Regions from separate parts of the Mus musculus genome. Here all the other regions are linked to region 5. A link is a loop called in an ENCODE intact Hi-C map of the cell type or tissue named here. Cell type or tissue: heart. All regions are shown on one strand. Each heading gives the region's core, and the rest is flanking DNA. Links, peaks and the distances in the headings are about the cores only. Region 1 holds the start of Herc4 (hect domain and RLD 4). Region 2 overlaps Mypn (myopalladin). Region 3 has its middle 3.2 kb from the start of Dnajc12. Region 4 holds the start of Sirt1 (sirtuin 1). Region 5 holds the start of Hnrnph3 (heterogeneous nuclear ribonucleoprotein H3). Region 6 holds the start of Gm51805 (a long non-coding RNA gene). Region 7 holds the start of Ccar1 (cell division cycle and apoptosis regulator 1).

Evidence for each region. A loop is a pair of places that touch in the nucleus more often than their neighbours do. Peaks named below come from ENCODE experiments on the same cell type or tissue, not always from the same donor. Only the 100,000 strongest peaks of a DNase experiment are listed, where the experiment ranks them.
Region 1: it touches region 5 in a loop (4-fold over the local background); 8 of 42 quality-filtered maps call a loop at or near these places.
Region 2: a loop joins it to region 5, with 2.0 times the contacts of the local background. A loop is called at or near these places in 9 of 42 quality-filtered maps.
Region 3: it touches region 5 in a loop (2.2-fold over the local background); 4 of 42 quality-filtered maps call a loop at or near these places.
Region 4: a loop joins it to region 5, with 2.9 times the contacts of the local background. A loop is called at or near these places in 5 of 42 quality-filtered maps.
Region 6: it touches region 5 in a loop (2.2-fold over the local background); 2 of 42 quality-filtered maps call a loop at or near these places.
Region 7: a loop joins it to region 5, with 2.4 times the contacts of the local background. A loop is called at or near these places in 5 of 42 quality-filtered maps.

The regions. Positions count from the first base shown.
Region 1 is chr10:63,242,275-63,246,716 of GRCm38, reverse strand. Herc4 (hect domain and RLD 4) reads right to left here and starts at 2,920. Exons shown (of 25, transcript NM_026101.4): 1 at 2,554-2,920; 2 at 1,269-1,299; 3 at 592-895. The coding sequence starts at 817. 1700120B22Rik (RIKEN cDNA 1700120B22 gene) reads left to right here and starts at 2,564. Exons shown (of 2, transcript NR_166111.1): 1 at 2,564-2,830; 2 at 3,453-4,442. In heart, for the core only: a CTCF peak has its summit at 1,759 (motif pointing left); a DNase peak (open chromatin) is centred at 2,906; H3K4me3 peaks cover 2,563 bases; H3K27ac peaks cover 2,426 bases.
Region 2 is chr10:63,111,513-63,115,954 of GRCm38, reverse strand. Mypn (myopalladin) reads left to right here. Exons shown (of 20, transcript NM_182992.2): 20 at 1-160. Among named protein-coding and RNA genes, the nearest start is that of Atoh7, 14 kb to the right of the region's middle. In heart, for the core only: a CTCF peak has its summit at 2,527 (motif pointing right); no DNase peak of the experiment used is centred there.
Region 3 is chr10:63,381,099-63,385,540 of GRCm38, reverse strand. It overlaps a transcript of Dnajc12 not described here. Among named protein-coding and RNA genes, the nearest start is that of Dnajc12, 3.2 kb to the left of the region's middle. In heart, for the core only: a CTCF peak has its summit at 2,635 (motif pointing right); a DNase peak (open chromatin) is centred at 2,720; H3K4me3 peaks cover 1,595 bases; H3K27ac peaks cover 600 bases.
Region 4 is chr10:63,336,451-63,340,892 of GRCm38, reverse strand. It overlaps Sirt1 (sirtuin 1), which reads left to right and starts at 1,858. Exons shown (of 9, transcript NM_019812.3): 1 at 1,858-2,328; 2 at 3,797-3,913. The coding sequence starts at 1,923. RefSeq lists a promoter at 1,294-1,922. In heart, for the core only: a CTCF peak has its summit at 1,882; DNase peaks (open chromatin) are centred at 1,802 and 2,442; H3K4me3 peaks cover 3,184 bases; H3K27ac peaks cover 1,686 bases.
Region 5 is chr10:63,022,366-63,026,807 of GRCm38, reverse strand. Hnrnph3 (heterogeneous nuclear ribonucleoprotein H3) reads left to right here and starts at 2,959. Exons shown (of 10, transcript NM_001079824.1): 1 at 2,959-3,088. It overlaps Pbld2 (phenazine biosynthesis-like protein domain containing 2), which reads right to left and starts at 2,296. Exons shown (of 10, transcript NM_026085.2): 1 at 2,072-2,296. In heart, for the core only: CTCF peaks have their summits at 2,061 (motif pointing left) and 3,630; DNase peaks (open chromatin) are centred at 1,217, 2,077, 2,677 and 3,537; H3K4me3 peaks cover 2,922 bases; H3K27ac peaks cover 3,041 bases.
Region 6 is chr10:62,863,280-62,867,279 of GRCm38, reverse strand. Tet1 (tet methylcytosine dioxygenase 1) reads left to right here. Exons shown (of 13, transcript NM_001253857.2): 3 at 2,419-2,472. Gm51805 (a long non-coding RNA gene) reads right to left here and starts at 1,610. Exons shown (of 3, transcript XR_003949007.1): 1 at 1,525-1,610. In heart, for the core only: no CTCF peak of the experiment used is centred there; DNase peaks (open chromatin) are centred at 609 and 1,859; H3K4me3 peaks cover 3,356 bases; H3K27ac peaks cover 3,304 bases.
Region 7 is chr10:62,791,654-62,796,095 of GRCm38, reverse strand. Ccar1 (cell division cycle and apoptosis regulator 1) reads left to right here and starts at 3,728. Exons shown (of 25, transcript NM_026201.3): 1 at 3,728-3,880. In heart, for the core only: CTCF peaks have their summits at 2,221 (motif pointing right), 3,475 and 3,681; DNase peaks (open chromatin) are centred at 2,845 and 3,715; H3K4me3 peaks cover 1,496 bases; H3K27ac peaks cover 1,616 bases.

The DNA.
Region 1 (4,442 bases), core at 145-4,144, 220 kb before region 5:
ACGTGGAAGCAGCAACTAGGGGATTAAACAGTACTTCTAACTAAGCAACAAAACATTACATACCTAAAGTAAAATGGGGAATAAAATGGAAGAATTATAATTTACACAAGTAAATGAAAATAAAAAGCTTTTACCATCCCCCCATGAGTACAGAATCATCACAGAGAACAAATTAGGAATTCAAAATCTGTTCAAGGTAGCTGAACTTATTAAAGATTTTGATAACTTTATAGTCTATATAAAAGAAAACAAACACTGAAGTCTAGGGTTTTTTGTTACTGTTTTCAACCACTAGTAGTAGTAATAAATAAAAACAAACAAACAACCACACACACACACCCACCCACCCACACCCACCCACCCACCCACCCACACCCACACCCCCCCCCACACCACACACACACACACACACACACACACACACAATGTACTTCTTAAGCAGCACAGGAAGGTCAAGAGTATGTTTCACTTTTACTTTGCTTTTAAATCTTGAAAAAGCCTGTAAGTTTAGGATTTACAGAGGTCATACAAAACACCATTTCAAGAGTGAAATAAATGATCAATTATTAGAAATAGAGAAATGTCCCGTACCTGGTTTCTTTCTGGACTTTTCATGACCTAGCTGTCCTAGATCATTACATCCACATGTGTACACAGTCCCATCATCCAGGACAAACACAGTGTGCCTGAGTCCACAGCCTACATCTCGGACCTTTTTGTTCACGAAAAAGTCACTTCTCCTGGGCTCTAGTACAATTTCTTCATCAATTCCTCCCAAACCTAGTTGTCCATAGGATGCATTGCCCCAGCACAACATGCTTGGAATGACCTTGGTCTTCCAGTTTCAATACAAAAGTCCCTTCTGAAACACTGGAAACTGGGAGGTACCCTATGTCTGAGGAGAAAAACAAAAGTTAGTAAGACCTCAAAGCAAGCTGCTCTCTCATCGAGTGTTAAGCTAAAATGAGGACTGCACTTGTTTAATACTTATAATATGCTTGGGGTGACAGTCAGTTCTCTCAGTTTTAAAGGGCCATATACAAATGTTTAGGAAATGACATCACCTTCTACTATTCTTTGCAAAACTTAAAACAGTAACTGGCTTTAACTCTGCTATATAAGTACTCTAATGAAATTAGGTTTTCGTGTTTACATACATTTAATGAGAACAGTAAATAAGGCATGTGTCCAATGCCCAAACAAGCAAGTATCCAGCCAACTGCAGAAACATAATCTTCCAGTCCCCCACAGAACAATCTGATACCTACCTCCACATCAACAGAAAATGGAAGTTCTTATCTGTAACATAAATAAAAACAATAATGGAACTTTAGAAAAAAAATAACAATTTAAAGTAGACTATTCTCATTATTTGTACTAATAAGCTATGTACAAAATTAGAAATTATCAAGTCGTAATTTCAAACAATCGACTCCATTTTATAAGTCAAAATGCTAAGGTCGAGAACTCACTCTACTAATTTAATTTTAAAACCAAATCAATGTGATTATAATACATACCTCTAGGAAAATTACTTAAAGATGAAAAACAATCACAGGACTGCTGAGTTTTTTTTCCAAACAAGACCAGGTTGGAGGCAGGGTTAACTTTTGATAGGAAAATCTATATAACTTCTGCGCTTGAAAGACATACATTAAGGGGCTGAGAGATGTCTCTTTTAAAGGATCCTGATTCAATTCCCAGCACCCACATGGCTGCTCTCTGTGTGTAACTCCTCCCAGGGAATCAATCCTACGCCCTCTACTGGCTTCCTGCACTACGGGCACGCATGGTGCACAAACAAGTGAGGGAATCCTCCATTAACATTAAAAAAAAAAAAAAAACCCTTTACATTTCTTTAAAAAGCATGGTGCATTAAGAAGCATTAATAGAAGTCAGTCTTATCCTTGCTGTCCAAAATCACCTAAATTCCTTTCGCTGAATCTGAGGTTTCAAAACATAATTTTCTTGCATTTATGTTTATTTAGAAAGTGCCGAAGCTGTCTCACTCCACTCCTATCAGAAAAAGTTTGGGACACCAAAACTCGAAAGTTCCAGAGAGTTCTGCATTGTCTTTCCCTATCTCTCTCTCTGTGTTTTCAAGGCTAGCATCAGACAGGAACATAGCTCCGATTTCAATGCGCTTCGTTTGGGTACCCTTTTTTTTTTCCTCCAAAAAGTCAGAACCAGTATGGGAAAGACGTTCTCTCGCCAGCAACAGGTAGGAGAACGCAAGGCAGTTTGGTTTCCTCTTTCTCTGACCATGCACCTCACGATCAGCTCCCGCGGCCCGGGGCAGAGGAATGGTCTGCACACACCCAGCCTCACGGGCCGGCCAGCCAAACTCCCGCAGCTACCTATGGGCGAGCCGGGGAGAGGGTTCACCCCACCGGGCTCAGCCCCACGGCCTCGGCCCCAGGGAGACCCTTTCCCCGAGGGCGGTGCACCACTCCGGCCCCGGAAAACGTTGAGGACGCTGGCGCCCTTCCCCAAGGCCCCAGCGGAGCTCGCCTCCGTCACACTACCCCGAACCCACGGGGGGCAACGACTCACCGGGTCTCTCAGGGCAGGGAGAGCCCTAAGCGATGGAGGACGGACGCTCCCTGGACCTCTGGGCGGCTCTCCAGCTCCCAAGACCTTCCTCCTTCAGCCGGCCGCGGCGATTACCACGGCTCCTCCGACGTCCCCGACCGCAGCTCCGCTGCCTCTGCTGCCCGGCTCGCCCGTGAAACTTTCCCAGGCTCCTCCGAGAAACGCTGCCGCCAGCACTCTCCGGACCGAGAGACAAGCCGTCAGCGACCCGGATGGAGCGGGAGGGGAAGGGCTGGCGGTGAGCAGGGCGGAGACCACGAGGGGTGGAGAGAGCTGAGGGAGAGGCTGGCGACGAGGGAGAGCCAGGCGACAAGGGAGAGGGGCGGTGGTTTCGCGGGGGAGGGGGGAGGGGAGGGGCTGGCCGGAAGTGAGCCGGGGAGCATGCGCGACCCCGCCCACTTCCCCATTCGTGCGCCTGCGCGGGAGACCTCCCAGGGTTCGTCTGATCCAGGAGCCTGCGCAGTGTTGCGGTTCCCTGCTCTAAGACGCTAATGCAGCCGGCTAGGGCTAGAAGCTGTCAAATGTATTTTCTTTCTTCCTCTTCTTCTTCTTCTTCTTTTTTTTTTTTGTTCTTGTCCGTGTGTTTTTAACAATGCTTCGGCGTTGACAAGTGAAAATTTCATTTTGGTTTGTCTTTCTGCTTGGAGGGTTTTAGCCTTTTCATAATTTTATTCTACCTTTCCTAATTTTGGTTTTGAAGTAGCAGACGAAACCATCACAAATACGGTTAGAAAAGCCGATGATGACTCATTTTAAACCCTTAAACTCATCTGAACCTAATTTGAACATGTAAGATATATTGCTAGCAATGGAGCAATGGCTTAGTCTAATCTTACTGAATGTCAACATCTTTGCTTCAGGTTCCGGAACAGTGTTGGCTCACGTTTTCAGCTAACTTCTTGGAAGATACGAGGTTAAATTACCCAAACTCTTTCACTCAGAGAAAAACAGGGCTTACAGCTACAGTTCCTGCTTCATGAAAACGAAATCCAGATTTCACAGGCCAATTTTAACATCATCTTGATACTAAATCTGTGTGTGTTGTGGTCTCAAAAAAGGACCCAGTGAATGAATGGAGGACAATTTGTTGGAACAAGAAAAAGATTTGCTCGGTAAGCCGCCAAGACCAAGAGCATGGAGTAGCTTGCTGACATTTTAACCTTTTAAACAGAGGTTCCATGCTCTCTTTATCCTTAGGAGGAAACTCCGTAGCTATCAATCTCTGAGTGTGTGTCAATCGTGAAGAAGTGGGGAGGGGCGGGGGGTAGTCCCATGCTAAACAACTGTACTGCTAGCTTAGAGTGAAGGAAGCTCAAGACCTTTCCAGCAGAGGATAGGTGTAAATAAAATGACAGCCTCATTTTAAAAAAAAGAGACCTTGAAACGCAGTTTTGAAACTGTATAGTAGTTAGTTTTACACAGCGTTATGGCTTTACTGGGTGCTTTAGCCAGCTAAGCATGGCACTAAAGCTAAGTTTGGCTGTCTTCAAACTTGTGGACCCTCCCTTCAGAATGGTTAAGATTGCAGGTGTAGGCCATAGCACCTGGCTTATACCAACCATACTAGAGCCTGGTTGTTTGTTTGTTTGTTTTGGGTTTGTTTGTTTGTTTGTTTGTGGTTTTTCGAGACAGGGTTTTTCTGTATAGCTCTGGCTGTCCTGGAACTCATTTTGCAGACCAGGCTGGCCTCGAACTCAGAAATCCGCCTGCCTCTGCCTCCCAAGTGCTGGGATTAAAGGCGTGCGCCACCACACCGGGCTGAGCCTGGTATTTTTGAATGAATGTTAACAATCTGTGTAGTCAACCACAGTACACAGGTTGGTTGTTTTTATTTAAAAGTATGTTTCAGA
Region 2 (4,442 bases), core at 220-4,219, 89 kb before region 5:
ATCCCTTTGCTCGAATCTCGGATGTTCTCTGTGCCAGGTCCCCCTCAACTGGCATCCTTCTCAAGTGGTTTTAGCTGGAGATAGTAATTGCTTAGAAAGGCGTGAAACTTTCTTTACTTCAAGGCAAGGATTTCCAGTTTAAAAATAAATTCATTTACTCAAAAAAAAAAAAAAATCATGTGTGTCTACTCTGTAAGATCCTATGTTAGGTACTGTGGGAGACATGAAAATATGAAGAAGAGAGCTGAAGAGATGGGTCAGCAGTTAAGAGCACTGACTGCTCTTCAGAAGGTCCTGAGTTCAAATCCCATGGTGGCTCACAACCATCCATAGTGAGATCTGATGCCCTCTTCTGGTGTGTCTGAAGACAGTTACAGTGTACTTATAATAAATAAATAGATAGATAGATAGATAGATAGATAGATAGATAGATAGATAGATAGATAGATAGATAGATAGATAGATAGATCTTTAAAAAAAAAAGTGCCGGGCAGTGGTAGCACACGCCTTTAATCCCAGCACTTGGGAGGCAGAGGCAGGCGGATTTCTGAGTTCGAGGCCAGTCTGGTCTACAGAGGGAGTTCCAGGACAGCCAGGGCTACACAGAGAAACCCTGTCTTGAAAAACAAAAACAAACAGAAAGAAAGGAAAAAAGGAAGAAAGGAAGAGAGAGAAAGGGCAGGAGAATTGGTTTAACAGATAAAAGGTGCTTGCCACCAAGTCTGGGAGCCTGACTTTTGAGTCCTGGAACCCATAGGAACCCACCATTCTCTTGGTGAAAGGTGAACTTCTGCAAGTTGTCCTCTAACCTGCACACATACCCTATGGTACCCACCCACCCCAAATAAGTAAGACACAGGCTCTGCCCTCCAGAGCTCACAACGTGATTAACAGAGAGATAACGTGTATTTAAGGCATCTGCAATACTGCTTCTTGAGTCAAAGATCTGGTCTTTGGAAAATGGAGGTTTCCAGTGTTCTTCATCCTATTTTTTTTCATAACAAAATCTTGTCAAGCCAGGTTTGTGGTACATGTTCATAACTCTAGCGCTTGGGAAGTTGAGGCAGGAGGTTTAAGAGTACAAAATCAGCTTCTACTTCACAGTGAGTTTGAAACCAGCCTGGGCTACATGAGACCCCATTTCAAAAAATTAAAACCAACCAGGAAGAGTGGCACATACCTATAATGCCAGCACTCGAGAGGCAGAGGCAGGGGGCGTCCCTGAGAGTTCTAGGACAGCTTGATCTATGCAGTGAATTCCAGGTCAGTCAGGAATACAAAGGACGACCCAGTTTTTTTTTTTTTTTAATATTTTTATTAGGTATTTTCCTCATTTACATTTCCAATGCTATCCCAAAAGTCCCCCATACCCTCCCCCAACCCAGTTTTTAAAAAGGGTTTTACAAATAAATAAATAAATACATAAATAAATAAATAAATAAATAAAAACAGGCCAGGGAGATGGCTCAGTTGGTAAGGTACTTACCGTGTAAGGATGAAGACTGAGTTCCATACTCCAGAAATCTCACACACACACACACACACACACACACACACACACACACACACACAAGCAAATTGAGGCAGTATAGACCTGTAATTCCAGGTCTGTGGAGAGACACACAGGAAAGGCCCTGAAGCCTGCTAGCCAGACAATCTGGCTCAGTTATTGAGCTCTGGGTTCAGTGAGAGATCCTGTCTCAAGAAAAAAAGGTGGCAAGCAATAAACTGTCACTCATGTTGACCTCTGACCTTCCTACACAGATGCACATGCACGCACGCATGCACACACAGACACACATCACTTTTAAACACACTCAAAAATCTCACTGTTTTCCGTTTTGATTTCTATAGAAGTTTACCTCCTTAGGAAATACAGATTCCAGGCAGTGACACGGCAGTCGTTGGCCCCTGCTTCCCATTTCATGTACACAATGACAGGCAATTTTATTTTTACATAGGGCAAGATATGCTACAGCACACATGTGTGTCAGATGACAACCTGAGGGAGTCTGTTCTCTCCTTCAACCACCAAGGTCCCAGGGATCAAACCCAGGTTGTCAGGCTTAGCAGCAAGACCCCTTTACATGCTGAGCCATCTTGTCAGCCCTAGGGGCAACTTGTCTCACACAGAATGTAGTAATACGTTGTTTTCATAGTGGCACTTGTCATGAAATCCCTTATAGTCAAAACTCACTTTCTAAATTCTGAGAATGCCTCTAAAATAGATATATGTAATATTATTGCCACTGTGCCTGGCTCTAGTCCTATGTATTCTAACTCCTATTTAAACTTTGGATATATATTCAAGTATGAATATATATATATATATATATACACATATACACATACATACATACACACACATATATTATATATATTATATATATATATATTCATATCACCACCATTTCCATTCTGTCTACTCCTGTAAAGCATAGGCCACAAATACCCTTCATCGGGGATGGCAGCTCACTAAGTACTTTTTAAATCTTGTCTTTTGTTCAAAAACTAAGATAAATATTATATTTGACACTAGGGGGTGCTGTCTCACTCAAAATACAACAAGCCTCAACTCCAGTTTGTGCTCCCGAGTCGGTTATATTTTATATCAAGGTTTCACCAAGACTCACCACTGCTGGGTAATCATTCATTGTAGAGGGCTGTCCAGTGTGTTGTGTGACACTTGGCACCCCTGACCTGTCACCCTACCCCAAGCTGTGGTGACCCCAATCTCATGCATAACGGGCTGTTCCCTGACAGGGCTCTGGATAACCTCTCATGGAGATTTGTTCCCCTAGGAGTCAGGCTGACTTTTGTATCGGCAGGTTCTTTGCAGACTCTTCAAATGATTCAAGTTTGCCCTGCAAATGTGTAGTGGGTTGGCCTGGTGTGAGGCTGCTTATATTCTAATGCTAAGACTGGTTCTTCAAGAGGTGGTCCCGCCTATACACACTAGCCCACCATCAGTACAGAGGTAATACAGTGTGAACCTTCTCCCTAATTTAACTGGTCAGTAAAGGGCTAGAGCCTGTGATTGGGCAGTGGAAGGGAACTGTGGGACTGGAGGCTCGAGAGGAAGTTGCAGGTAGGCAGGGAGAGAGAGGAGGAGGAGGAAGAGGGGGGAGAAAGATGCATGGGTTAGGAGTCAAGAAAGCATGGCCTGGAGGTCTGGCCAATAGAAGTAAAGAGCAGCCCAGATGAAACATAGTAATAACGGGGTTATCAATAGGAAAGTAGATTCTAATAGCAAAGAGGGTAGATATCTTCCCAGGTTTAGTGCTAATAAAGGTTAATTATAAATATAAAGGCCCTCTCTGCCTTTTATGATGAAAGGCAGGGTCGAAGCCCTCAACTGAGATTAATGGTTACTTATGAATGGGTTGTTTTAACCACAAAAGCAGGTGAAGGCTATCGTTTGGTGAGAGGGCCTGAAACGCATCAGGTTTACTAGTCCCCTCCTTCAACAGTACAGACTTCTGAGAGTGGCTCTCAGACAAGCCAAGCTTTGAAGAGCAGACCAGCCTTGTGGATGAGGTTTAGACCAACTGAGGCACCTAGAAAGGAGCTTCCCAACCTGACGAGTGGCCGGCAGGCTGTGCGGTTGCTCCCGGTTCCCACCGTTTGTGAGCTGTCACCCACGCTGGGGTAGGCGTTGGTGATGCTTCAGTCTTTGAGTCATTTCTGCTCCTGTAAGAAACCCCTCACCCTGTCCCAATAATGTTATTAATTGGTGATAAACTCAAAGCTGCTCGAGAAACCAAAAGCATAGACAAATTCACTCATAACTGACCTTGTAAAAGTCCTTCCAGAGCCCTTAGGTAACCCGGAGGTGAAATATTTGGGTGACTGAGTTGAGAGTCAATGTACCTTACTAGTGGGGTACCTCACCTGGGCTCTAGCCGAATTTGTGGGAGTACACTTTCCACCACAAAGTTGCCTTTTCCTGTTTGAAGTGGATTAGTGTTTCGGACGGTTAATGCCCGAAGAAGCATCCTACAAACTTGACGACGCAGGGCTTATCAGTATGCTTTAAAAATTGCTAATATCATGCATTTTTTAAAAAAAATCTGTACAGTGCAAAAAAATTGCATATTAGTTAAAAACATGTTCGCCTCTGATTTCTGCCTAATTATGTTAGTTAGCATCCTTGACGTTAGGGAACTGCAAACACGCTGCCTTTTAATATGGAAGTATTAGCCACTTCAGACTCTCAAGAGCAATAGCCTCAAAGTTGCAAGAAATAGACAAGGAACTCCTGCTTCAAATCTCTGGGGACTGTGCAGTTAATGCTGAGGCATAAAGAAACGGCTGTCCGCCTTTAAAGCCCGGTTTGCTAGAAGATTTGAACGCACGAGTGAACAGAGAAATTAAAATTGCCGAATGTCCTCTGACAATAAATAATTTAAGGCTGAGATACATGCACATTTTGTTTTATTTTG
Region 3 (4,442 bases), core at 225-4,224, 360 kb before region 5:
TGGCTTGTTGGTTAGGGATGGGAGGCCATCTCTACTTCCCCTCTCAGTGCTGGGACCTCATCTGGCTTGAACACGGACAGGCCTGTGTGTGCTCTCACAGTCTCTGTGAGGTCCTATGTGCCTCGGTGGAGTTTGAGTATTGACATGGTGATTTTTTTTTTTCCTATTAGCTAATCGGAAGTCAGTTTTGACAATTTAGTGTAAAACTGTTACTAATTTATTGTACCTCTGTTACTTGGATAGTTTTTTTTTTAACCTATTTTTTTAAGAGACAGAAGAAAATGTGAAGCAAGTTTTTAAGATTTGGTCAATTAGAAAGATACTTTTCCAAGTGTCTAAAATAGCATGTAATTTGGGGCGGTTGTAGATGTAGCCCGGTGGCCAGCATTTTTGACTGCCACCAGCCAGGCCCTAGGGAAAGGAGAAAGGGAAGGGGAGGGGAAGAGGGGAAGGGAGGAGAAGGGAAGGGAGAGAGGGGAGAGAAGGGGAGGAGAGAGGGGAGGGGGACGGGGAGGGAGAACAGGGGAAGTGGGAAGGGACAAGGAGAGGAGACTGAGAAGAGATCATTAATTCTGTTTTTGGTTTTGGTTTCTTCGAGACGGGGTGTAGCCCTGGCTACTCTCTGTAGAACTCACTCTGTAGACCAGGCTGGCCTCGAACTCAGAAACCCTCCTGCCTCTGCTTCCCAAGTGCTGGGATTAAAGGCATGTGGCACCCTGAGATCATTGATTCAGAAATCAGGGACTGAAGAGATGGCTAGCGGTGAGAAGCACTTGCTGCACTTCCAGAGAGCTTCAGTTCAGTTTCCAGTGCCCAGCACCTCGCTAATTCCAGCTCCAGGAGATCCGACACCTCCCGGCTTCCAAGGACATCTGCACTAAGGTGTACACACACACTGCCACATAATTAAAACTGATACAAATTCTTGGGAGGCAGAGACAGGTGGATTTCTGAGTTTGAGGCCAGCCTGGTCTACAAAGTGAGTTACAGGACAGCCAGGGCTACACAGAGAAACCTGTCTCAAAAATTAAAAAACAAAATCAAAAACTGATACAAATTAAATATAAACAGATTAAGCATCCAAGTATGATGGTACAAACCTATTATCTAATCTTATCCCAGGTTTGAGAACAGCCTAGGATACAGGAGAGCTAATATATATTATAAATATATGTTATGTTACATATAATTTATATATAACTTTTATATATTATATATTTATATACATGGCATGGTGGTGCATGCCTTTAACCCCAGCTTTCAAGAGGCAGAGGCAGGTGGATCTCTGTCAATTTGTATTTTTTTTAAATAAACCTTTTAATTTATTCATTTTTTATTTTATGTGCATTGGTGTTTCGCCTGCATGGATGTTGTGCGAAGGTGTCAGATCTTGGAGTTACGGACAATTTTGATCCGCCATGTGGGTGTTGGGAATTGAACCTGGGTCCTTTGGGAGAGCAGTTGGTACACCTAACCTCTGAGCCATCTCTCCAGCCCACACATGGTACTTCTTAGCTCCTGTTCTCCATTTATTCAGTCCGGGGTCCTCCCAAGGTGTTAGCTACCACAGCAAGCAGGCAGGTAGGTTTTCCCACCTCAATTAATTTAATTAAGATAATCCCCCATGCCCAAAGACACATCTTTCTGGTGATTCTAGAGTCTGTGATAACATTGCCCATGCCATTAACTGTCTCTAACCTCAGTACTGAGACAGGCAGATCCCTGGAGCTTGATGGCTTGCCAGCCTAGCCAAAGCCGTGCACTCCAAGTTCATCTCATCGTGAGGCTATCTCAAAATATGAGAAGAAGCTAGGTGGCCCATACTTTAATACTAGCACTGGGGAGGCAGAGGACTGGGAGATCTCTGAGTTCGAGGCCATCCTGGTCTGGATACGGAATACCAGGCTAGCCCAAGCTATAAAATGATACCCTATCTCAAAATTAAATAAATGACGGATATCCATACAGGAAGACACTCAAAACTCTCTGGCTTCTCTGAACACCTATTTTACATAGCTATGTGCACCTGCACTTATGCTTTTCTGGAGGTATAGATCCATTTTGTTATATTTTTATCATTTATTTGGATGGGTATACAAATGTGGAGGTCAGAGAACGGGCCTATGAAAGTTTCCTTCTCCTTCTCCTCCTCCTCTTCCCCCCTCCCCCTTCCCCTCTCCTCTTCCTCCTTCTCTTCCTCCTCCTCCTCCTCCTTCTTCTTTTCCTTCTTCTTCTGGGTCCCAGAGATCAAACTCAGGTATGGTGGCAAGTGCCTTTACAAGCTGAGCCATCTTGCAGGCCCCTGAGAGGTAGATATAGAAAACAAACCCTAACGCTAAAGCTAGGTGTTGTGGCTTGCTCATACCTACCTACAATCCTTGCTTTTGTGAAGCTGAGACAGGAGGACTGCAGCAAGTTCCATGCAGGCCTGGAGCTAGAAGATCCTGCCTCAAAACAACAAACCATTGACCACAGTATCTCAAAGTATAAGTAACAGGACAGCCAGGGCTATACAGAGAAACCTTGTCTCGAAAAACCAAAAAAAAAAAAAAAGTATAAGTAAAACGCACATAAAAAAAATTATTAATAGACTTGAAAGCTCTTTGATTTTAAGATGCAGAAAGACTCAGCACCTCTAGGTGGCGTCCAACACCGTGCAGACTCCTCCAACCCGTAAGTGTGGCTCACTCTTGGACTACAACTCCCATAAGGCATAGCGCTACTTCATAAAAGAAACGACGGGGACTGCCAGAACTTCCGGCCTCCGAGACTCTCGTGCCTCTCTAGTTGCTGCAGATTTTGCGTCTGTGTCCTAGACCCGCGCCAACGTTGCTAATCCAGGATATTCTCTAGCTTCAGACCATCCCCCTGCCTCAGCATTTTTAGGCGTGTCAGCTAAAAGGGGTGTTTACGTGAAATTCATCTTTGATCCTAGAAATAAGTGACTACAAACCTCAGAAGCTCTGAGAGCAGACAAGACATTGGCCAGCCCACAACCCACTGACATCCACCCCTCTCCCACCTGTCTCCTCCGAGCGCGCCCCAAAGTTCCGTGCAAATGGTGTCAGCTCCCGTCTTCCCTTTAAGATTCTTCCAAGTCTCAGCGGCGTCCGGAAGGCAATCCCTGAGCACCAGAAATGACCTGCAACCGTTTCCCTTCCCGGGATCTGGACACCAATGAACGTTCCGATGGGAGTTTGCGATTTTCGTTTGTTTATATTTGGGTGGTTTTGTTTTTTTGTTTTTTGTTTGTTTGGGTTTTTTAGTGTGTTGTGGCAACCTTCAGGTGGATCACACTAGATGGTCAACCTTGCTTGCAAGCACTCTTACAATCTGAGCCATGTCCAACGTTCTGTGATATTAGTCTGAATCCGACTTGGTCCCCACCACTGAGTTCTCAGGACCTTGCTGATCCATTCTGGCCTGAAATCCAGTGGGAAGCGAGCAGATTTTAACTGCCCCCTTTCCATCCCTCCACCTATAAAATGGGACACAATCCCTTTCCGTTCTGCTGCCAAAGTTACCAGTGTCCAAGAGCAGGATCTATCAAAGGAAAAGTTATATATATAATTCTTCAAAGCTGTTTGGTTGTCGTTGTCATTTCTCTGTGTGGTTTGGTTGTTTTGGAGACTGGTCTCGCATAGCCTACGCTGGCCTAGAGCTCACTGTGTAGCACAGGATGATCCTCAATACTGGGATTACAAGTCTGTGCCACCTTTAGGGATTTATGCTAGGGGCGGAACCCAGGCATTCCAGCGCTACGCATATCCTACCAACCAAGCGACAACTCCATCTCCGGGGGCTGCCACAGTAGCAACTTATAACCAGGGCGACGGTGAAAGCAGCTGATGCCACGGTTAGGTACGGAGTACGGAACGAAACGGTGTTAAGGGTGCGGAAGCAGGGCATGTACCACTACCTAGCTGTTCTAAAACGTTAGGTTGAGGGGGAGCGGTGCTTGGGTGTGTGTGACTGAAGGCTGATCCCGGACCTCAGCCATCCCACAGTGCTCTACGACTGAGATCCACCCCCAACCCCAGTTTTGTTTTATATTATTTTAAATGTATACATGTTTTGCCTGAAAAAGTCAAAAGAGGCTGTGGGATCCCCTTAGGGCTGAAGATATAGCCAGCTATGAGCTGCTATATAGGGGCTGGGAATTGAACCCGGTCCTCTGCAAGAGCAACAAGAAAGAGCTCTTAATTCACTCTCCAGCCTCACCAACTGGTATGCCTTAATTGACCCATGGGTATTCATTTTTTTTCTTTCTCTCTTCCTACCTTCCTTTCTTTCTTTTTTTCTTTTCTTTTATGTTCTTTTCTTTCAGTTTGGGTTTTGGGGTCTTTTGGGAGTTTTTTGTTTTGTTTTGTTTTGTTTTTTGTGAGGGTTTTGCTGTGTAACAGCCCTGGCTATCAAGGAACAATCTGGTCTTGAACTCACAG
Region 4 (4,442 bases), core at 216-4,215, 310 kb before region 5:
TGGCTTGCCTGAACTTCATATGTACACCAGGATGCCTAGATTTGCCTGCATCTGCCTCAAGTGCAGGGAGTAAAGGTCTGTCCCATCATGCCAGGCTCCTGAGTCCTGTTGTAAAAGGTGTGTGCTGCCACGTGTGGCTAGTGTTTTGTTTTTGAGATAGGGTGGGATCAAATTTATTACCTAGTGCAAATGGATTTAATTTTCTGATCCTGCTGCCTCTAACTCTAAAATCTGGGGAAACCCCACTGTAATTGAACCATGTGCAATTGAGCCCTAATGATCCAAATGGATACAGGTGCTCAGAATTTCATGGTAACTAGAAAGTGAAGGGGCTTAGAGTTGTGAAGGAACTAAGGATTATTTAAAAAATTATTTAAATATGTATTTTTATGCTGGGCTTGCTGGTGTACATCTTTAATCCCAGCAGTTCAAGAAGCAGAGGCAGGTGGCCTCTGAGTTCAAGGACAGCCTGATCTACAGAGTTCCTGGACAGCCAGGGCTACACAGAGAAACCCTAACTCATAAAACAACAACAAAGAGGATTTTTATGTGTTTGGGTCTTTTGGCTCCATACATGTCTGTGTTTACCAAAAGCAGGTGTCAGATCTGAAGGTATGAGCTGTCATGTGGATGATGGGAGTCAAACCTAGGGCCTCTGCAGGAGCAACAAGTGCTGTTAACTACAGAGCCATTTCTACAATTCTAGAAGTAAGATTATTTTTTCGAGACAGGGTTTCTTTGTGTAGCCTTGGCTGTCCTAGTGAACCTCCTCCTGTCTCCTCCAGCTTGCTGGGATTAAAGGCCTGTGCCACCATCAACTGCCTAGGATTTTAAAACTAATGTCATTTACTTTAAACCTGACTAGCTGATTTCTCATGGTCTATCGTTTTAAATTTCGTTTTTGAGACGAGGTCTTATGTATTCCAGGCCTTTTTTGAACTTCCTAAGTAGTTGGAGATTACCTTCAACTTACCCTCCTTCCTCCCTCTCTCTAGGGCTTCGGGGTTGTCTGGCAAGCGTGACTTTACAACTGAGCTACAGTCTCTTTCGGTCCTGGCCCTGTCATTTTAGAGATGATTAAAAACTGGGCTTAGAAAAGGTTCAGTCAATCGCCCAAGTCACAAGAGCCCAGGCCCAATCTGACTCTTAACACAGAAGTTTGTGGAGAACCAACCACTCTCCCTTCTGTCCTCTCTCTTGCTGCCCCAAGAGATGAATTTTACCAAAGACTAAAGCGAGGTACAGAGGACCTGGTGGGTCCAGAGAGCAGATAGGGCGGGTCCTCAATCGCCAGATCTTTCCAGGAGGGCAACAGGCCCCGAGGGCTGGCTTGGGCATTCCATTGCACTTGAGAAGGGAGATTGGGAGAGAGCGCAAACTTCCTGAGGAGAGACCACAGGGGTAACCTGAGGAAGAGCTGTCACAGAGCAAGGGCAAGGCAGGTGGAGGAGTTCTCCTCAGGAAGGCCGGCGTCGGCCAGGTTGGGCTCTCCAGAGCCCCTGAGGTAAAAGCCGACTTGAGGCGAAGAGGCGCAGGCAGGCAAGGTGCACGCGTGAGGCCCAGGTGGGAAGTGGCGGCGCCATCGCAAACTTGAACCACCGCGGCGATCCCGGACGAGCAAGCGAGCGAGCGAGCGAGCGAGCGAACGGGTCGGGCGGGCGGGAGGCGCCAGAGGCCGCTGAGGGGAGCCGAGCCGCCCTGGGTGGGGCCGGGAAGGGCCCAGGCCGCGGGCGGCGCCCGGCCACGTGACCCGGCGTGTTGTGGTCCGGCCCGCGTGGGTGGCGGGAGAGGCGCGGGGGCGGGGAGGGGCGGGTCACGTGACGGGGTTTAAATCTCCCGCAGCCGAGCCGCGGGGGCGCCAGTGCCGCGCGTCGAGCGGAGCAGAGGAGGCGAGGGCGGAGGGCCAGAGAGGCAGTTGGAAGATGGCGGACGAGGTGGCGCTCGCCCTTCAGGCCGCCGGCTCCCCTTCCGCGGCGGCCGCCATGGAGGCCGCGTCGCAGCCGGCGGACGAGCCGCTCCGCAAGAGGCCCCGCCGAGACGGGCCTGGCCTCGGGCGCAGCCCGGGCGAGCCGAGCGCAGCAGTGGCGCCGGCGGCCGCGGGGTGTGAGGCGGCGAGCGCCGCGGCCCCGGCGGCGCTGTGGCGGGAGGCGGCAGGGGCGGCGGCGAGCGCGGAGCGGGAGGCCCCGGCGACGGCCGTGGCCGGGGACGGAGACAATGGGTCCGGCCTGCGGCGGGAGCCGAGGGCGGCTGACGACTTCGACGACGACGAGGGCGAGGAGGAGGACGAGGCGGCGGCGGCAGCGGCGGCGGCAGCGATCGGCTACCGAGGTGAGTCCGCGCGCGCTGCCGCGCAGCCGCGTCCCTCCGCGTCCCCGCCTGTGACCCGGTCCCAGGTTGCCCAGGGCCCCGAGAGCTCCGCGGGCTCCGCGGCGGCGGCGGCGGCAGCGGCGCAGCTCGGCCCTGGCTCGGCCGCGCGCCGCCGAGCTCGCCGGCCCTGCTGCGGAGCCGCGCGCGGACTCGCCGCTCGCCTGGGCCGCCTTGCGCTGCTGCGCGCAGTCGCCGGGACCGCGGTTCTCGCAGTTTGGCGTTAGAGTGAAGTTTTCCCTCCCTCGGTTTGGTTTCCCTCCCGATGCGCCTTTAGTGAAGTTATAGTTTTCCTCACTGCACACTTTGCTTTGCGACTTTGGGGCTGTCCCGTGGATCGACATGCGATTTCGTTTTGCAAACTGACACCTGTGTTGCTTTTTTTTTTTTTTTTCTTTTTTGGATAGACCTATGTCTTTTTTTGAAGTTAGAAATTTTAATACACCAAAGCTATTTCTTGAGACACAGTCTAAAAAATGTAAGGAAATGGCTATTCCTAAAAATGTTGCTTTTCTGCGATTGCATTTATCACTTCGATATAGAGGAGTTATAGTTGTACTGTACTTTCGTAAGTTTTCTTTTCCTTTCAAAATCATGCTCGCAACATTTTTAGATTAACAAACCTGAAACAAACCTGCTTGGTTTTGCCCTATTGACGCCAAACGTTTGGGTTACTTTTTTGTTTTGTTTTTGTAATAATGCCACTTATCGTCTTCCTGAAAAGCTTTGTACAGAATTTATCAGAGTCTGTCAGTGCCCTTGTAGATGTTTGTGGCTCGTATAATGGTGCCATGAATTAAAAAACAACAAAACGTGTTAGGGACTGAAATAGGAAATGACCCTTGATGTCAGGTATTAAAGGGGAAACAAGTCGCATAAAGTATGCTTCGTGTTCTTTAAATCATACATTTACTAACACCCAGTGGCTGAAGCAGGTAGATTGCTACTTGAAAGGGCTACGGAAAGAGACTTTCTCTGGTTGGGGCAGTGAGAACACAGCCAGGGATTGATTTTTATCTCAGTGATATTTAGAAGTAATTTCTATTTGATGCATTTCATGAAGTTGTATTTCTTTGTCCTGGGCATGGAACCCTGAGCTGCTTTTGTAGGGCTACACAGATTTTATTTGTGTGTGTGTGTGTGTGTCTTCATTTTGGATTTTTTGAGGTAGGGTCCCTGTTTAGCCCAGGCTGGTCCGGAACTCACTATTTTATATATGTCAGGCTGGTTTCCAATGTCTGTGCCTTCCAGGTGCTGGAGTTACAGATGTGTGTGCTTCTGTGCCTTTCTGGTTTTTTGTTTTTGTCTCAAGAACCTGTGTGTGTCTCACCATACAGGCCAAACGGGCCTCAAAGTACCTGGGATTGCAGGTGTGGACCGCAGGGCCCAGCTGGGGATTGTCTGAGCCGCAGCCTTTTGATCTCTTTGACAGACAACCTCCTGTTGACCGATGGACTCCTCACTAATGGCTTTCATTCCTGTGAAAGTGATGACGATGACAGAACGTCACACGCCAGCTCTAGTGACTGGACTCCGCGGCCGCGGATAGGTATGCTTCAGGCATGTGCATCTTTGAAACAATTGCAAACTTCCTTCATTCCTTCCGTCCTTCTGTCCGTCCTTCCTTTTTGAGACAAGATATTTTATAGCCCAAGCTAGTTAAGCTACTCTGCAGTCTCTGCCCAGCCTCTGGAGTACATCACAACCAAAGCTCTTTTTGACTTACTCTTCCTTCTCTCTTTTCTTGATTTTTTTTTTTTTTTTTTTTGACATTTTCATCTATCCTATGATGGCTTTAAACTTGTGGAGTCTAGGATGTAAGGATGACATTGATATCCTGACTTTACCAGCAGTCCAGAGTGCTGGGATTATAGGTGTGCTGTATGTACCATGTCCGTTTGTCAGTGCCTGAGGTTAGGTCCTCACCTCTTTTCTTCTGTACATTGTTTTTGCTTTCTGTGTACAGCCTTTGGGGGTTTTGCTTGCTTGTTTTGTTGTGGTTGTTGTCGTTCGTCTGCTTGCTTGTTGAGACAGGAACACGTATAGCCTAGACTGGCTTGAACTCATTGGCTGGGTAG
Region 5 (4,442 bases), core at 266-4,265:
TTCCAAAGCCCTTAAACACAGACTAGACACAACTCCAATACAATGCTGTGGACTGTTTTGTTCTTGGCTTGTTTTCATGCAGGCAGAATGATCTGCAGTATCATTAGGGATCTATGAACACCGACGGTAGACTACTTTTTAGCTAATGTGCTCTGTCTGCCCCCAAGAGAATGCACTCTCAATTTCTTTCATTTCCCCGAAGGTCCTGCATGGAATTTTCCTACTCCCTTTATTCTGATGGAGTGACGCAGGGTGACTGAGCCTCGGATTGTTTTCCTCCAGGAGCTGTGGGCATTTCCATTTCCTTCTCCTGCTTCATCTTTTCTCTTTATACACTATAACAAAGATGGACTTCAGGGTCCCTCTGACCTCTATTCTAACAGGAGAGCACATGAAAGAGAGAGGGGGGGAGGAAGTGGGGAAAGGAGAGGGGGCAAGGAAAAAAGAGAGGGGAGGTGAAAAAAGCAGCTGGGAGCCCCGAGTTGTAACCGTCTCCATGGAAACAATTCCTTAGAGATCAATCTGGAAACAATTCTGTAGGCATCCCCGGAACAGCAGGGTCCAATCACACCAAGCTTTACAACAGGATTCAACTGGGTGAGGAAGGAGCAGGTTCTTTTTTTTTTTTTTTTTTTTTTTTTTTTTAAGGAAAATTAGTAAACTAAGAAGCTAATACAAATTACCTTTACCATGGTCAAATGCCTCTTTAAATGAAAACTTCCCTACTTGCTGTAACAAAAGGGCAAAAGGCCTGGAGTACTAATTTGAAGACCTAAATCTTCATAGTGGTAACCGGCACTCACCACAAAGAAATGACAGAGACACGCCTCCAAAGAAATGACAGAGACACGCCTCCAAAGAAATGTCAGCATTGGTTGAAAAGTCATACATTAGAGCCATCAAAACGAATTGAGGATTGTGGCCGATAACCACACAAAGTGTGTGCAAAGAATGCCAAATTCATTCATGCTGTAAGCAGACTGAATTCCAGGGGAAGAGGAAAAGGGATTACAGAATTCCACCTACCCAATCATGTTGAAAGAGTGAAAGGTAAAGGAGCCATGTAATTAAAACCCAATAGAAGAAAGGCCCTGGGAAGGTTTCATCCTAAGAGTTCAGCTTGGAGTACTGCTAATAAGCCAGTTCCCTTTAGGTTTGTTACCCCCTCCACCCCACCGCCCAGAGGCAGTGTTTCTCAGTGTAGCCCTGGCTGTCCAGGAACTCACTCTGAAGACCAGGCTGGCCTCCAACAAAGAGATCCAACTGCCTCTGCCTCCCGAGTGCTGGGATTAAAGGTGTGCACCACTACCCAGCTAAACCAGTTACTTTTTTAAAAAAGAGAACATACTTTGGGCTCTAAATCAACCCCCAGCTATTAAAAGGAGGGGGTGGGGTAACTTTAGGGGATTAAAGTAACAATAAAATAACCAAGCTTCAGCAAGTGTCTGGCCAGTAAGCCACTAACTTGTCACCACATAAAAGAGTTTAGTGTTATCAAGTGTAATTATTTTCACTCTTGTGGGACTAGGGACTGCATCTGTGAAATACCACTTTGTAAGGCTATGGAGACACAGAGGGTCAGGAGTTCAAGGACATCCTTGGCTACCCAAGAACAAAGACAAGGAACTGCTTACCATGCCATTTCAGGAAGTACTTAATAAACCTGAGCTATGACGGCTTCTAGAACATACTTTGATTTTCCTGTCTGTAAGTATAAGCACACTGCGCCCCCCCCCCCTTCTCTGAAGGATATTTTGGGCTATAAAATCAGTAGAGTACTAAAGACTTTCAAGTAGGTTTGAAGATGAATTAAAGCCGTGAAATACAAGTTTCCATACAAGAAAGTCATTGGCCTCTTGGCTCTAGTATAAACATAAATAAAAATTCATAGTAAATCAAATCCAACCTTCCACACTGCCACTACTCCACTCCACATGGACTTCCCAGTGTTTGTAGCACAAAGAAATCTTTGGATGCACACTGAAGGGTGATTCCAACCCAGCCCCATCCACGTTCACAGCCTTAGTCTGTCCAGCCCGGCCTCTTTTCGCCCTCTGCTGTCCGTACCCACCTTAATTAGCTTTGCTCTCCCAAGTCTCTCAACACCAGGGTGGCCCTCCACCTTCCCACAGCCTTTCCATGTGCAATTTGTGTTACAACTTTAAAAAAGCCATAAACGGGTCGGGAGCAATCTTGGTAGCACGACAGAACCTCCACATGCGGTTTTTTTAGGTGTCTCCTGCGAGCACAATTTTTAGGAATACCAAACTCTTACTTAGATAAAGTCTATTGCCGTGAACCACAGACCCGTCACCCGGGTTTAATGGAGAGAAAAACCGAACCTGGCAGGTAGGAAACCAATCAAGGCGCCAAGGCTGCCTACGCAGGGGAACAAAGGGGATGCCCCAGGCTAGGACGGGAATCCTGCTGGGTTTAGACGCTTTGTATCTTCGCAGGCGCAACATTCATCTTTTTTTCTGATTGCATAATGCAAATATGGTGGACCAGCAAAGCCGTCCCCGGGTTGGGGGGCGGGGTGACAGAAACCACGTGGCTCCTTCCGCGCGGGGGCCTTTGTGGGATCTATTCCCAGTGGAGCAGATAAGAAACTTAGCAAACCGCGTGACCACGGCTCCTCAGAGGCCCGTGGGGAGGGACAAACGTGAGCTCCGGGGTTCAGAGGGTTGGTCGGTCGGCGGGAGCCAACGGAGTCCGCCACAGCCCACTCGCTGCGACTCCACGCCCACCACGGTGGCAACCGGGCAGGTCCCGAGTGCGCAGGTGCGCTGCGCCCCGCCCCCTGGGAGACCACGCTGTCACTCAAGTATCGCGAGAGCAGCGCGGCAGAGAGGGGGTGGGCCTGGGCAGTCGGCCCTGCCCCCTCCCTCTCTCTCGCCCCCCTCCCATCCCCCCTCGGCAGTCGCTCGGCTGCGCAGCTCCTAGAGCGGTTGGCGCGGCGGGAGACGGTTGAGGGGAGCGAGGGAGCCGAACCGTTGTGGCGAGCGCTCAGCAGCGGGCGAGCCAGGCGTCCCTGCCCGCGACCAGACCCGCGCGAGCGTCGGTGTAGGCGTTGCTTACGCCCCACAGGGTATCTGAAGTAGAAGGGGGGGTAGGTTGGGCCGGCGGTGCCGACAGCGGAGTCGGGAGAAGGACGAAGAGCCCGGGAGCGGGTGAGGGAACGCGGAGTGGCCGCTCGCTCGCTCTCCCCCGCCGCTCGGCTGCCGCCATCTTGGGGGCCGGTAGCGGTCGGGTCGCCTTCCCGCCTTTCCCCCGCTCGGGCTACTTTGTCGCCTCCGGCTTACGGGAAAGTGTCCGGCAGGAGAGAGTGCGGGCGGGAGATCCGAGCTCTCCGGTAGGGATGAGGGTGGGGAGCTCAGCGAGCCGGGAAAGCGGGACGCGCTCCGGGTGGAAATGGCGCTCGGCGGGCCCGGCCACCCACCGGGGCCTCCGGTGCTCTCGAAGGGACTACCTGGGGCCGGCGGGGCTGCGAGGGGCTGCTGACGCAGACTCCAGGGTTGAGACAGGGGGAGCTGGGGGCGGGGGAAGGAGAAGCCAGTGACGACGAGGGCGCTCCGATGCCAGATGCAGGACAAAGGCGGCCGCGGTCCTCCTTTGTAATTCCGCCGCTCGGTTGCGATGGCCTTGGCCGGGGGCCGGAGGCGGACTGTCCCCTATCTCCCGGGTCTCTAGGGCGAGCTGGGCAAACGGAAAATCTCCGGGAGGAGGCAAAGGACGCTTAGCCGACCTTTTAGTCCCTATTTGGAACTGCGGAGAGAGTCCGTTGCGCATCTCCAAAGAATTACCACCCACCTACCCCATGTCCCCCTCTTAGGTGTCGACCAAGACTTTTCATTTTGGAAGAGAAGTGCATGGCTTTTCTAATAGGAATAGTGCAAAGTGGGTGTGTTTCAAACAGGTCCGGGCCAGGTGAACTGCGAAGGTGCTGCGTTTAGGCAAGGGTGGAGAGTTAAGTTGTGTTTGGGGTAGTTAACTCTCCAGGAGTTGTGTTTTGTGTCGTTTTGTAATTAAGGCCGAAAGCCCAGTGCATTTCGTTTCATTTGATGGCTGAGCATGTTTAAAACTTGTATCGAACTGTGGTGTTTTGAAGCCGAAATAGGTCTCTTAAAGTGGAAGCCGAATCGCGTACCTAGTTGACGCGTTTTGGGTCCTTAAATTGGAAGCCGAATCGCGTACCTAGTTGACGCGTTTTGGGTCCTTAAATTGGAACTGTCATTAATTTTCATTGAAAATGGGTTAAAAAGGAAAAAAAAAAAAAAGCACATTTGGGCCTGAAAGTTAACTTGCTCATGAGTAATGGGAAAACTGTTAACGTACATTCCAATATTTAAAACAAAAGCTGGATAAAACGCCCAATCGTATTTTGTGAGTTCCAGGGCTATAGAGCAAGAATCCGTCTCAAAACGAAAAAAAAAAATCTCCAA
Region 6 (4,000 bases), core at 1-4,000, 160 kb after region 5:
GGCTGGCCTTGCACTCATTGCGGTCCCCCTGCCCGAGTCTCCCTTGGGTGCTGCAATCGCAAGCATGGACATGGTTTTGTTTGTTGTGTGGTCATTTGAAGGCAGGGTCTCACTCTACCTGATTCTCCTGCCTCAGCCTCCAGAGTAGTAGTTAGTCAACTCTCACCTGCCTAGCTTCAGTACTCCTGTCCTGTCCCATCTGTCCCCTGCGCTCATCTGTGAATTAGTTAAAAATTTGTACAGGGCAGGGCAGTCTGGAGGATGGTGTAAAGAGAAATCTGGGAACAGGGGATTATGTAGTTCATTAGTAGAGCACTTGCTTAGCGTGCAAGAAGAGTACCTAGGTGCAAGTGGAAGTACTAGTAAATAACGAAATTAACGGGGAAACAAATGCTGGACATGAAAGCGGGCCTTCGTGGCAGCCTACAAGCCTCAGACGGGAGGGTGATGGAACACAGGCCTTCCGGCCCTCGCTCTATTCTGAGTTCTGGTTGTGGGAATCTGTTCTGAATCCAACTGCCAGTGGAAAACCCATTTCTGGCCTCGCAGCCAGGCAATCCTGCCAATCCTGCAAATGTACTGCAGAAACTTTGGCCCCAGGAGGCAGGAGCTGGGGCTTGCTTCCTGAGAATTGTGCAGCTGTCAAGGTGACTGTGATGGGGCTGTGATCAGTCTCTGTACAGCTTTTTGGCAGTGACCTTGGGCCAGCCCTGCTTGCCACAGCTACTCTGGTCCTCGGCCACTAGAGCCTTTGCCGCTGTTACAGCAGACTGCAAGGGAGCTAACAGGAGGAAGGCTGCTCTTGGTCCTGCCTTTCCTGGAGTCTGGCAGGTGTCATGTGGTGCCAGCTCCCTAAGTCTACCACTCACTGAGTATGGGTGCAGTTCAGGTGTGTGTGTGTGTGTGTGTGTGTGTGTGTGTGTGTGTGTGTAAGTGATGGAGCTAGTGAGCGGGCTCGGATGTTCAATCCCGGGCTCGGGTTCAGCTCCTGGGGAAGTGGCTGGTTGACCACTAAGCCGGTGTGCAAGAAGCCTCAACCTGGGAACCCAGTCGGAGGCTTGAGAAGAGAGGCTTGGCTGCAGGTGATGATCTTGGGAGGAGAGGAGACAGGACCCCCCCCCCCCCAGATTCAGGTTGGAGTCTGCCTTCTGGTAAGGCCGGTTTCTCTGGGCACTGAAGGTCATCAACAGCTTACATACATATACAGTCTTCCATATCTGTAGTCACCGAGAGAGTGTATGTATGAGTGTATTCTGAAAACTCCACCCCCTCTCCTGTCCACATCCTGTCCTTTTTCGCTTCTAAGTGGCTGATTGTCATTTTTCAGTCCGACTTTATCGTTGGACATTTATTGACAGAAATCAAATCGCTGTTTTTAGGCCAAGCGCCGGCTGCACCGAGGTGTGGTTCCCAGGAATGAGACACGCAGCCCAACAGCTGAGCCTGCGCTGTCCTTACTTAACCTCCCTGCCTTCAATATCGCCAATATTTAGCCTTGCCTTATAAAGTCAAAATGCACAATACCTTCCAGGGTTGCTGTGAGCCCCGATGCCCCCTTTGGCTCAGGGGCTATCTCCTGCCCGGTGATACAGAGTAGCGCGCCCCTCCCTGCGCCGACCTGCCCTGGTGCCACCCAGAGGTTCCTGCTAAGGGAGACTCCTCCATCGATCCGATGGTGGCGACCTGGGGGATTTGAGAACATTGTCTTTTGCAGAAGCCTCCTGTGATTTCGGTGGCGGCGACCAGATCCTCTGCAGAGAACTCCATGTCGCAGCTTGTGGCTGCCTGTGTCCTGTGGTGAGAGCCCAGCCTCACAGGAGATCCTTTGTCTGGGATAGTGCTAGGCTGCGAAGATCACTTTGGAGTCTCTAAGCTCTGCCTTGCCATTGGCTGCACTCTTTGTGGGGCTGTTTTTGCAAAAGGCATGCCCAGCACGTCTACAGTGCTGGCAGGCCAGGGCTGCCTTGAAACACCATGATAATGATACCAAAAGCAGTTTGCAGAGCTGCTCTCTGTGGAGGCTTCCTCTGCAGAAGCAGGCAAGATGGCTACCTCGTGGGCTTCGCCGTGAAGAATGCAGAAGCTAATTAAGACAGACTTTTAGGGGGAAAGGGGGCATTTCCCTCCATCTTTATTTATGCAAGGTTGTTGGCTGTTTTTCTTTCCAGTGACTTTTAAAGTATACATTTTGCATAAGCTCTTCAGGGTCTGACTGACCAACATGTTGATGGTATTAAATGATATAAGTAGTTTTTTACAGAGAAGTAGCAAAATTTTTGGCGGGCGGGAGGGGGAGAAGGGTGGCAGCTGATCTATATAATAATAATAATAATAATAATAATAGTTATTATTATTATATATGTATATAAATGGAGGCTCACATTTCAATTTTACTTTTTTTTTTTTTTTTAATTTTAGGTTACAAAAGAAAACAAGAGGCCCCAGAGGGAAAAGAAGCCCAAAGTTTTAAAGGTAATCAGCTCTTGATTAAATGCTATTTGTGTTTTTCCATTTTATACAGTATAGAGTATTTTTCTGTCATCTGAGGGTGAATTTACAGTATAGGGGATTTGGATTCTCCCAGGTTGTCAGGGCTTACATGAATTTTCACTCAGCCAGAGTTGCCCTCCTCCCCTCCCCCTTATGGTCCACATTAGCATCCTTCATTTGCAGCTTATAAATGTTGCAGAGAAGGAAAAGTTTATATGCAAAGTGTTGAATAATCCCTTCTCCTCTCCAGCCCCCTTTGTGCCACCTGCATCTGTGGCACATTAGTCCCATGGTAGAGAAGTTGACAGCTATGATTCATTGTGATTTAAAAAAAATTTTTTAAACACCTAGAAAATACTATATTGTAAAACCTGATATATTATTTTCCCGGGAATGGGGGAGGAGGGAATGACCTTACAGGTTTTAGTTCAACTTCAAATGCATTGAGACCTTACAGTTAAATGCTAATGGCTTGATGTGAAGTGCTCACTATGCTATAGTTAATTTTGGTTGCCATAGATTTAAGGAATCAGCGTGTTTTACGTACTTCGTATAGATTGCATGCTGAGGGTTCAACGGCAATCTGATTTGCTTGCTAGCTTGGGATCTGTTTGCAGTTTTGTTATGGTATGGAAGAGTTAATTTAAAAGCCTATGGCCTCACTAGAAGTTCAAGGCTAGCCTTAGCCTCGCCCACCGCTCACAGCTTTCAGATCTCAAGCTCTACACTGCAGATACTCTAGGTGTTAGCAATTGTTTTCAGCATGGAGGGAATATTAAGCAGCAGAACCACGTGTCTACAGAATTGTTCCGTGTGTTTAATGTAAAGGGGTTTAAGTGTAATTGTAGCTTGGTGTTTGCAAATAAAGTTGTAGCCCTCCAGCGTGCTGAACTGTGGCAGATGCCGACTTCATTTGCTACCCCCGTTGTGTGACTTTTAAATGCTGGCACTGAGAGCCAGGCATTGCCTTGCTTGCTGGTTTCACTGACCACCTTGAGGTTTCTGTTTCCTGTGTGCACACAGCAAGGGCAAGAATATTTAGTCATCAAAGAAGAAGTGCTTACTAGAAATTGACCACAGAGTCAGCAGAGTTGTAGGCTCTGTGGAATGAGTGTGACCAGGTTGGCATGCATTTTCATGAGGCCTGAGCAAATCAGGTAGGGATTGTTTGTAGGATACATGAACCAATTTATGTTTTATACCTTTTATACCTCCCAACTGTAGACCATCATTGACTTAAATCCCTATATTGCCTGTAATCCTACCACTTTGGAGGTAGAAGCTGAAGGATTAGGCATTCAGGGCTAGCCTCAGCTACATAATGAGTTTGAGGCTAGCCTGGGTTACTTGATACCCAGTCTTAAAACCATAAGGAAGCTATTTTATTTAGTCTTGCTGTTGTTAATGGCTCATAAATGGATAGGTATGTTTACAGGTGTGCTCACATGCACACTGTAAGTTTAAATGCCCATGCAAGAGACAGATTATGTATAGAACTAATCATAGACCG
Region 7 (4,442 bases), core at 164-4,163, 230 kb after region 5:
GCTTGTAGCTGCAATCTCAGAACTTGGAGCCAGAGGCAGGATTGTCACAAGCCTGAAGCTAGCTTTGTCTATAAGTCAAGTATCAGGCATGCCAGAACTATTAATAGGATTTTGTCTCCAAAAATAAAACAAAGGCAATCATGGCCAAAAATATCTTTGTCTAGTATCTTTGTGTGCAGTCTATTATCTGATAAGGGTGTTTGCTCAGCTCCTGTAGAAGACAACTTATATTCTGCCAAGAGGGGAAAGAGAGTGGGGTGGAAGACTAGGAGAAATTTTTTTTGTCAAATCATCTTTTGCTAAAAGCAATTCTTTCATTAAAAAAAAATTTTTATTTATTTATTTATTTATTTTAATGTATGCATGTACATGGTCACACTCTTCGGACACACCAGAAGAGGGCATCCGATCCCATTACAGATGGTTGTGAGCTACCATGTGGTTGCTGGGAATTGAACTCAGGACCTCTGGCAGAGACATCAGTCTGCAACTGAGCCATCTCTCCAGCCCAGTTAAAAGCAATTCATAAATAAAAGAGAAAACTTGAAGCTGACAATCTGGTTTCCCTCAGGATTGTTCATAGAAGCTTAAAAGTAAAAGTGAAAAGGTCAGCTGAGCCGCATGTGGTGGCACACCCCTTTAATCCCAGCACTCGGGAGGCAGAGGCAGGCGGATTTCTGAGTTCAAGGCCAGCCTGGTCTACAAAGTGAGCTACAGGACACAAAGGGCTACACAGAGAAACCCTGTCTTGAAAAACCAAAAACCAAAACCAACCAACCAAACAAACAAACAAACAAAGGTCAGCTGAGGAAATAAGGGAAAGGGTGGTATGTTTGTTTATATTGTAAACATAAAAACAGAAATTCTGGCAGAGGCAGGTGGATTTCTGAGTTGGAGGCAAGCCTGGTTACAGAGTAAGTTCCAGGACAGCCAGGGCTACACAGAGAAACCCTGACAACAAAACAGAAATTCTGGAGTCAGTGCCTCTTTTCGTAGCTCTGCCTCTCCTGGCACTGACTGTGTTCACCATGCTAGCCTCGAACTCACAGAGATCAGTCGGCTTCTGTTTCCCTCGTGCTAGAATTGAGGGTGATATAGCAGTCTCCATGTCTGACTTTTTATTCACTTTAGAAAATATTTTATTTTCTATTTTTCAGAAGTTTTATGTGAATAACGATGTTTCTATTGCGTGTATGTGTGTGCATAACCCACACCAATCGACAACCATAGAGACCAGAAGAAAGCAACTATACCCTGTAGAACAGGGTTACTGAAGTTTTTAGCCACCCTGTAGGTGTTGTGATTAGAAGTCACATCCTCTGGAAGACCTCACAGTACTCTTTTCTTTTTTTTTACTTATTTATTTATTCATTTATTTATTTATTTATTATATGGAAGTACACTGTAGCTGTCTTCAGACACTCCAGAAGAGGGAGTCAGATCTTGTTACTACGGATGGTTGTGAGCCACCATGTGGTTGCTGGGATTTGAACTCTGGACCTTCGGAAGAGCAGTCGGGTGCTCTTACCCACTGAGCCATCTCACCAGCCCCCTCACAGTACTCTTAACTTCTGAGTGTTTGCCCTTAAATTTCATTTTTATTCATGTGTATGAATTTGTGTATATGTTTGTGTGAGCCTGTGTCACATGTGTGCAGTATCCCAGGAGGCCGGGAGAGGGCCTCAGAGTTCTGTTTAGTTGTATGGGGCTAATGTAGATGGTGGGATGAGCTCCAAGGTTTAGGAAAGAATATCAAGTGGGCCTAACTGCTGAACCATCCCTCTAGCTCTGTTTCGTGTGTTTTATTTATTTTGTTTTTGTTTTTGGTCTTTTGAGACAGGATTTTTCTGTTTCACCCTGGCCATTCTGGAACTCACTCTGTAGACCAGGCTGGCCTTGAACTTAAATATCTGCCTACCTCTGTCTCCCAAGTGCTGAGATTAAAGGCATGTACCACCACTGCTCTGCTTTGTGTGTTTTATAAACACTCTTTCACTATGTAGCCCTGGCTGTCCTGTGCCTTACAATGTAGACCAAGCTAATCTAGAAGTCATAGAGACATGTCAATCCAAAATACAGACATCAAAAACATATGCCTGGGGTTTCTTTCAGAACTTAAAAAAAAAAAAAAAGAAGTATTTATTTATTTATTTATTTATTATGAGTACACTGTAGCTGTCTTCAGACACACCAGAAGAGGGCATCAGATCCCATTACCGATGGTTGTGAGCCACCATGTGGTTGCTGGGAATTGAATTCAGGACCTCTGGAAGAGCAGTTAGTGCTCTTAACCGCTGAGCCATTTCTCCAGCCCCCAGAACTTTTTTTGATAAGGTATCTCAGATTTAAGTTTTCTCACTTTGTCCCTCTTATTGCTGGGCCACCTGGCACACGCTGTTTTGAATTTTTACAAATTACTATAGTGTGATGACTATATTCTAATAGTTTGAAGGTCAGGACAGAATTAGTAAGGACAAAGGAGTTACATTTTACCCAACTTCTGTAAGTTTTACTTAAGTGGGAGAAAGGACCCTTGTGGTTTGAAAAATATTAAAGAACGTGTACCTATGTGATCCTGTGTTCATAAAATTTAAGGGAAAAAATACAAGGAACCACAGAAAAAGCTATATATTTTATCCTATTGGGTTTGATGAGATAAGGTGTTACACAGTCCAGGCTGGCCTTGAACTCCTGATCCTCCCTTCCCCTCCCTCCCAAGTGTTAGATTACAGGTCACCACCTGATCATGCTTGGCTCAGCTAATCTTATGTGGGATTCCTAGCATAAGCTATTTCATGTTGAGAATTTGACTAGATGTCACCAGCAGGTGTAGGACAAAATTAGAAAATGACTTAATAATAGCTCTGTCTTTCATTTTTTGAGACAGGGTTTATCTGTGTTGCCCTGGCTGTGTCTGCCTCTGCCTCTTGAGCGCTGGGATTAGAGGTGTGCACTTCCCCCATCCCCCAACCTTTCCACTCCCTCTCGCCCCCCAAATCCTCCAGCTGTTTCTTTTCAGTAGGGTCTTCAAATACTAGGGGTGATGATGGCCTGCACTCAGTGTATTAAAATCCACTCAGTTGTTCGCTTTTACACATTCCAGCCTTAATCCCGAGGAGATGGCACTGCGGTTAAAAGCACTAATCTCTGTTCTCAGGACCTGGGATTGATTATCAGCACCCACGGGGTGGTTCACACCGGTCAGGAACTCTAGTTTCGGGGGATCTGTCGTCTTCTCAGCTCCAGGGGCACCAAGCCCACACCTGTGCGCATAAATCATGGAGGCAAAACCCTCTAAAAATGAAAAGAATGTAAACAAAAAAAAATTTTTTTTTTTTGTTCTTCGAGACAGGATATGTCTGTATAACCCTGACTGTTTTGGAACTCACTCTGTAGACCAGGCTGGCCTCGAACTCAGAAATCCGCCTGCCTCTGCCTCTCGAGTGCTGGGATTAAAGGCGTGCGCCACCACTGCCCGCTAACAACGAAGTTCTTACAGGCTTATTCTTCCAAACATGTTCCAAACAAGAATAGAGGGACCACAAGATGGCGGCGGCGACACCGGCCGGACCACGTGACTGCCGCTCGCTCTCCCTCTCTCTCCCAGGGAAGGACAGCGTTGGCCTCAGAGCAGGCGAGCGACAGCCAGCTCATTGTTCAGCGAAGTCAAGGTAACCCGGCTGAGGCTCGCTCTCGCTCCCCAGTGAACGCACTCGCGGGGAGCGCGCACGCCGAACTTTTTTCGCGCACGCGCCCGTTCCTCTCGGAACCGGGAGGCGGTGCGGCGTAGGCAGGGGGGTTGGAGGGGAAAGCAGTCTGCGCATGCGCCTGAGCTTGACGGGTTTGAAATGGCTTCTCGGTTAACCCGGGCCAGACTCAGGTGAAGGTCTGGTCAGTGTTTTGGTGTGGCGCGGTGGGAGGCCGCGGCGGGTTGCTTCCGTTCGTTGGCAGCCGGTCAGCGGAGGGGTAGGGAGCGAGTGATGTGGCGGTGGCGGGTGGGTGTGTGATGGCGGACGCCGCGGGGCCGGCGGGCGAGGGACGCGGTCCCTTTTGTGCGGGTCGGAGTAGGCCCCACGCGCCGCGCCCTGCCCCCAGCGCAGCGGCTCCAGGCCCCTCAGGTGCGGCCTGCGCCCCTTCGACTGGGCCGGGCCAGGCCGGAGGCCGTGCGTCCTCCGGCCCGCGCTGCCCCGCCGCTGAGACCCGGCCCCGGGCGGCGGCGGCGAGCGTTTCCAGCGCTTGGAGGTTCTCTCAGACCGGCCCGGGGACCTCGGGGACTGCGACGACCCGCGGGCCCCAGTGGCCGCGGCCTGGGGCGCTGCCTTCCATCTTTCACGGCCGGCGCGTGGGAGGAAGATGAGTGTCCTCACCCCGGGATGCCAGGCCCATCTTTTCCTTTTCTCTTGGGTTTTTGAGCCGGGGTCTTCGCAGTGGTTCTTTTGGAG